2 separate regions of the Homo sapiens genome follow, and region 2 is linked to region 1. A link is a contact called in ENCODE Hi-C data. All regions are on one chromosome and are shown on one strand. Each heading gives the region's core, a stretch centred on a gene start or an enhancer-like site at or near the end of the contact. The rest is flanking DNA. Distances are from core to core; before and after follow the strand shown.

What was found. A loop is a pair of places that touch in the nucleus more often than their neighbours do. Pooled maps may share reads with other maps.
Region 2: a map of PC-3 shows a loop between it and region 1 (6-fold over the local background). The contact joins two enhancer-like sites. A Hi-C loop is called at or near these places in 1 of 168 maps with a recorded cell type or tissue (PC-3) and 1 of 50 pooled maps.

The regions. Positions count from the first base shown.
Region 1 is chr6:129,316,172-129,319,957 of GRCh38, reverse strand. The region is part of intron 27 of LAMA2 (laminin subunit alpha 2); the gene reads right to left. Among named protein-coding and RNA genes, the nearest start is that of ARHGAP18, 390 kb to the left of the region's middle. Within about 2 kb of position 1,922, at least 4 of the 41 ENCODE cell types and tissues checked have a DNase peak (open chromatin) inside an H3K27ac peak, as active enhancers do.
Region 2 is chr6:129,368,560-129,371,881 of GRCh38, reverse strand. LAMA2 (laminin subunit alpha 2) reads right to left here. Exons shown (of 65, transcript NM_000426.4): 34 at 1,892-1,990. Among named protein-coding and RNA genes, the nearest start is that of ARHGAP18, 340 kb to the left of the region's middle. RefSeq lists an enhancer at 882-1,391. Within about 2 kb of position 1,306, at least 4 of the 41 ENCODE cell types and tissues checked have a DNase peak (open chromatin) inside an H3K27ac peak, as active enhancers do.

The DNA.
Region 1 (3,786 bases), core at 673-3,172:
TTTCATCATGTTGGCCAGGCTGGTCTTGAACTGTTGACCTCAAGTGATCTGCCTGCTTTGGCCTCCCGAAGTGCTGGGATTACAGGCATGAGCCACTGAGCCCAGCCCTTATTACTTTCTTAATAACATTTTCTTTTCTCTAGCTCACTTTATTATAAGAATACAATATATAATACCCACACAAATATATGTTAATCTACTATGTTATCAGTATGGCTTCTGTTCAACAGGAGGCTATTAGTAGTTAAGTTTTGAAGGTATCAAAAGTTATATGTGGATTTCTGACTGCATGAGGTGGGGTTGATGCTCCTAACCACCATGTTGTTCAAGGGTCAACTATATTTATTTAAACAATGTGATATTTTGATACATAGATAAGTTGTGGGATGATTAAATCAAGATAATTAACATTGTTTTGAAGCTGTTTAAATTTCTGGGGCTCATGTACCAAATCCTAATATTGCATTTTTGCTTCCTCAAATGTTAAGAGTACATATTAGCAAAATATTCACATAAATCATAAGAAGTTTAGTATATTGGATGTCTGATATCCTGTTGAAAAGTTATTATAAAGATATTCCCCCCACTTTTTAAAATGTGAGTGGCTTCAGGTAGACACGGCCAATTAATTAGACATTTATATTCTTGCAAACAGACAACCCAAGGTCATTCCCCATTCAATTATTTCGTACAGGCACTGGTGAAATTGCTTTGAATTTACTACTATCCCAAATTTCTTCTTCCCAATGCTCTGAATGACCTTTCAGGAACTTTAGAAAACCACCTAGAAAATAATGATCACGCATAATCTAATAATATTGATTTCTTTCTGAGGATAATGTTTCAAAATAATATTTTCTTAACTTTATTAAATAATTCCTTCAAGTAACTTAACTCACCTTTTCTGATGGTGAAATAGTCATTATAATTGAAAAGAAAATCATAATTGAAAATAACATATTAATACCCTTTTCATTAAAAAATAAATGTAGTCCATAAACTGGGACTATTTTATGATGGACTAACTGGTAACACAAACATGTTTGGGAAATAAACTTTAAAATGTGACAATGAATAGTTTTGCTTCAAATAAAAGTTACCTCCAGGAGTTTAAGGAGTTTGAGTCATAAACTTTATAACAAGCATAGGTAGGTTTTATTGAAACTGAATTATGAATGCATGTTCTTTGCTAGCATTGTAATCTGCACTCTGAAGATTGGTCTTGATGAAACACACATTCAATTAAAATTCAGGTTTCACTCTCTGCTCCCTGTAAGTACACACAGTGGTGGTGAGCTGTAAGCAAACCACTCCCCTTCTGCAAGAAAAACTTCTCCCTTATGTTCTCTGGGCTCTCTGTGGGAGTAAGAAGGTAACTTTGCATTGGCATCTCCATGGAATTTTATAGCCCGAGGAGCTACTGGCTTCATTCTCCTTTCTCTTGCACATGAATGCACATAACAGACCCGCAAGTGTTTACAAATCAAGTGAAGCTTGAATGGCAGCAACAACAAATATTTCTGCAATACACCATTTTTTTTTTCAGGGGATTAGAGAGCAATGGCTTTGATTGCATCAGGGATTTGGCCAAACTCCAGCTTCCATTTAAATAACTACTGAAATGCAAAAGTTGCTATTTCCTTAAATTAAACTTTATAAAAGGAAACAAAAGCAAAGAAAAAAGATAATGCCAGCACTGATACAATGTACAAAGTTCAAACCTCAAACAGAATATAAACTCTTAAACTCTCTGCTTTTGAGATTTAAATTTATAATTGAATAAATAAAGATACAAGGTTATTTTAATTACTTTAGGGGGACTATTCAAACCTTTTAAAAACCTTTGCCACAATTCCACTGCCTTACAAAATCAAATGCTGATGACAGCTTTATTTGTTCTTAGCATTGTGAGACTATGACCCCAGTTTTTACTGAGATTAGGAAAAATGTATTCTAAAGTTTCAAAAAAACGGTCACTTAAACCAAAAGATCTCATTTGGTGAGGTATGTAAAACAGTGTGACAAAAGAAAAAGACATAGGGCGGGAAAAAAAAAAAAGACAAAGTGTCACAGTGTAGGAAGGTGAAATTGGTGTGAGAGAAGCAAAGAAAGTATAATTAAAGATGAATGACAATATTGTTTCTATCAGTTCCACTAACAAGATGTTCTGTTTACTACCAAACTCTTTTACTGCAGTACAGAACCATTTGCAAAATAATCTATTTGCAAACTCACGAAATTACCTGCTATTTTCTAAGACATGCAAATCTGCTATGGCTTCTGCCACCTAATTTACATGTGATATTCTAAAATAATTAACAGTATAGATAACAGCGTTTTTTAAGTATATTTTTTTTATTATTTCATATAAAAATAATCTCCTGTTATAGTGAGAAATATCAAAAGGAAACCCAAGGAATACATATATAAAAGTGAATTTTGGTCCTTAATTTACTCTTTTACTAAAAGTCTCTACATCAATCAGAAAAGCATTATGGATCTTCTGCATGAAATAAAAGGTTTTCTGCTGTCTTGTGTGCTTATTCCAGTATAAACATTTGAAAAATAGTATTTTTATATTCATTAGTTGGCCATTGAGAGACTTCATAATTTTTCTGTTTTGCTTTCCTAGGCAGGTCTAATAATTTATTATATAAGACTATTTACAAACATATATCGATTCTATATTCTCATAGAATGTAACAGAGACTGACATGAAAGAGAAATTGAGGTCTCCTATATGAACTCAGTTCAACTTTCTGCCTCCATGGTATGAAACTTACCTAAATCTGTATGATTTCTCATTTTATCCCATTGGATAAGGTGAACCGTCTACTCAAAGAATATGACCATGAGGGTCCATGATGTGGAAGTCTCCTGGTTCCTCTATTAGTTATTCTCTCTTTATTTTATATTTCAATATTTTCCTCATTACTAATCCATTCCCATGTTCTGTAAACATACTCTTTCAAATTAAACAATCATCTTTTTACTTTTGACAATATGTTATTCCTTCTTTTTACAATTATATTCATGGAAAATAATAGTTTACACTCATAATATTGGGCTCATGTGTCACATTCTTTCTTTAAAAGCTTGAGATTAATTCTGCCCCAGGACACTGAGACCGGTATCATGAATGTTACCAGTGTGGTCCTAAGTGTCAGACCCAACAAGCCTCATTTCAGTTGGCCAATTTTGGTCATAAGAAAACACGGAATACTCCCTTGAAGTATTCCCATCATGTAGGTTCGACAACATTGCATTCATTCTTGCTGTTCTGTGTGATTTTTTTCAAAGTGATTCAGAATCATTTCTCAACATGATGCATAGGGAAAATGACAACATTGTATGGCACACTGGGGTGAACAGATTAGAATGCTCACAGTTGGAGGAGACTGGACCAACTTGGCCCTGCCTGGTTCCCCTGATGGGTGAAGAGGTCACTTTCTCAGCACTTTTATAATCCATTTATACCACAACAGTTAATTTTACCTGATCTACAGTATATGATCTCTTGAATTTATGACTGGCATCTTAAACTCACTATGTCTGCAGTGAATTCCATATTTTTTTTTCCCTTTAACGTGTTTCTCATGCTATTTTTCTTTTCTGATGAATGGTAGTAGCTTCTTCCAGGTCACAGGGAAGCCTCCATGGTTTATCTTCTATCATTATACTGCAAAACCAATCACTTTCCAATCTTTCTTATCTGATATCTGTAGGTCAATAACCTTCCTTACAGACTCTAAAATAAGAGCTTGAATATTTTCTATTAGAGTTTAC
Region 2 (3,322 bases), core at 57-2,556, 53 kb before region 1:
TAATCCCAGCATTTTGGGAGGCCAAGGCAGGCGAATCACAAGGTCAGGAGTTCAAGACCAGCCTGACGAACATGGTGAAACCCGTCTCTACTAAAAATACAAAAAAAATTAGCCAGGTGTGGTGGCACACACCTGTAATCCCAGCTACTTGGGAGGCTGAGGCAGGAAAATCACTTGAACCCGGGAGGCGGAGGTTGCAGTGAGCCAAGATCGCACCACTGCACTCCAGCCTCGGCGACAGAGCAAGACTCTGTCTCAAAAAAAAAAAAAAAAAGAAATACTTTTTGTGTCTCTAACGTCAGATCATTAGACTATACTAAGCCAATGAGGGCAAGGACTGCGCAGTTTTGCTCACACTTCTATCCCCAGTGTCATAATTCCTAGAACATGAGAGACTCCCAAAAAGTATTAGTTAAGTGAATGAATGAATGAAATGCCATTTATTACATGAAATTTTTTCTAATTACCCCTAAGCAGATGAAATTATTCTATTATTAAATATTTCTCCAGAATTTCTTCCGACTTTATTTTATTTCATGTTTTATTATATACCTGCATGCAGTTGTCTAATATGGTCCTCCATACACTTAAATGCTGATGTACACACACACACACACACACACACACACACACATCTCAAAGTTCTTTGAAGACAGATTGAGCCTCATTCATATTTTTCATCTGCCAACACGTAACTTAGGCTTTGTATGTTATGAACATTTATGTGTGCTTGTTAAATTGATTTATTCTACCATGACCTGTTAGAAAATTCTTATTTATAACAAATATGAATTATTTCATATTAAATTAATATGAGATAAATGCACTCAATTTAATCTAATGTCTACATACATTTGGCAAGAAACTCCGTGTTGTATCTGTACATTCTATATTGTTGCTATGAGATTCTGAAAAAGTGTTTAGTATGCTATTGTAACATCAGGGCCGTTGTTTAGCATTATGTGCTCAGAAGCCTATTTGATTTTCCTGTGGATATTTTCCTAAACCGACAGCAGGCTATGTAGAAAAAGTACTGGGCCAGTGGGAATCTTGAGACTGGGTCCAGCTTAAGTCCCTGAGTTTAGCAAATTGTATGGCCATTGTTAATTCGTTTCACTGTCATGGCCCGAGGCAGCTCTTCTTTAAAATACAAAGTGGACTCGATAATCCCCAGGAACCTTCTAGCTCCAATACTCTTTATCATTTAAAGCTCTTAGATAATCAAATTAAATCCGTACTTTGCAGCCCCGTTTCTAGCTTCATGCATATTTCTGGCCACAAGATGGCGGGCTTTATGTTGTTTTCTTCATTCTCTAACTGCAAAAAGTTTTTAATACCATCGCAGTTTTGAAAATTTAAAATTTCCAATTCTTTAAAAAGCCTGATAAATGCAACATGGACTTTACATTCTGACTTTAAAAAGTGTCTTAAGCACTTTGGAGTCTCACAATAGAGAAGATTTCCTCTTTTGTGTGGAAAGACTGATTTACACTGTATTTCTATACTAATGCAAAAATCCCACGATGAGATGAAAGAGACCACAAGCATTTTCATTTGTTTTTCTTTCTCTTTACACAATCAAAGATAGTGCTTTTGGAAATCAGAACAGATACAAACTTTACCACGGAGGCTACTGAATAAAGTTCTCAAAATACACTGTCATTCTGGACTTTTTAGCCATTGACAATTTCCAGGTATCCCCAATTTTTCTGCGTGCTACTGATTTCTATGATTTGATTTGAAGCAGAATTAGCAAGTCAGAATACATCTATTTTATATACCAAATTGGGAATTAGGAAGAAGGTGATTTGCATTTCAGAACTTTGAAGTAATTTTCCTTCATTGACATAATCTATCTGCTTTCAGAAGATTCATAATTTTGCCACCTTACCCTGGTCAGCAGCTCGTTCATTTCGGTCACGAGTGTATTCAGATTGCCCTCTGCCAGCTGAATAAGCCTCTCTGGGGCCCGCTGAGGTGACAGCAAGTGCTGAAAAAGATTCCATCCCATAAACATTTTTAGTAAATGGCCTTGCAGTGATAGTGTTCGACAGAACACATTTTTGTATATAAAAGGAACTTAGCCTTCTCACCTTCAAAGAAAAGATAAGGAAACTATTTCAACTGGGCACTTACACATTGAGTGTCATGCCAAATATTCAGGCAAATAATAAAAATTGCAGTGACTTATTGAGAAATTACTATGTGCCAGGCTTTTTATGTTTTGTTTTTTCATTTAATTTTCACAACAGCTCTATGGGGGGTAAGCATTATTCCATTTCATGAAAGAGCAAACTGTCTTGAAGACAGTTAAAAATGTGCACGAGATCACACAGTCAGTAAGGGGTAGAGTTAAGATAAACTCCTTGCCTGGCCCATTTAAGGCTCCCATTCCAATTAACAGAGACACAGATCACAGGTAAAAAAGAGAACGGCAGGCCTTAACATAGAGACCTGGCTAGGCGCTAACTAACTGGCCTGTCCTCGGTGTTGCTAGGAACTGGCCTAACAGCAGGGCCATATTTTTTTCCTATGGAACATAAATAATCTCATAGGACACTAAATTAGACAAGGTCACTCTGAACCAGTGATGAATGAAACAGAAAAAAAGAGACTACCCTGTAATGTCTAAGCGCAGACAAAACCATAGCGGGTTTTGTGTAGACCACAAAACTACCCCAACCTCCCATTTCCTGGCTAATATGAATGAACACTGCCTCCTTATTAATCATAGCTTTATCCTCCCTCTGTTCTTCCTTCCCTCTAGATAGGATTCACAAAATACTCACAGAATTACTCCCACTTCTGAATAGCACCCAGTTGAGTGCTAACCTTAAGTTATCTAGCACAGCCTCAAATACTAGAAGTTATTCCTAACACCTTCTTATTGAGACAGCCCACAATTCCCCCATGGTGTTCAGTGCCCCTTGTTGCAACAAGTTAATAAATCCCACTTTGTTCCATCACATGTGTGTCCTTGATGGTCTTTGGCTGAAGCTTGGGGAGCACTGACATAGTTAAAGAAATTGAGCAAAGAGGTGAAATAACTTAAGTTTTTATAATACCAGAAGGTGATCCTCAGTATACAAATGTCAAGTGAATGATGGAAGAAGAACAAAATAAAAAATCAAGAAAGACTAGAATTTAAGGATAATCCAGGTCATCTGGATCAATATCCAGCCAGAAGTGGATGGGTCACTGAATCCCTTGGCTTAGAAGATGTTCACAAATTGGAGCCTCTTCTATAGGATCCTCTTTACTTCATCATCCATTGCTTAAGTATTAGTTTTAAAATGTTTCATGTTCAACTAAAATGTTTGCT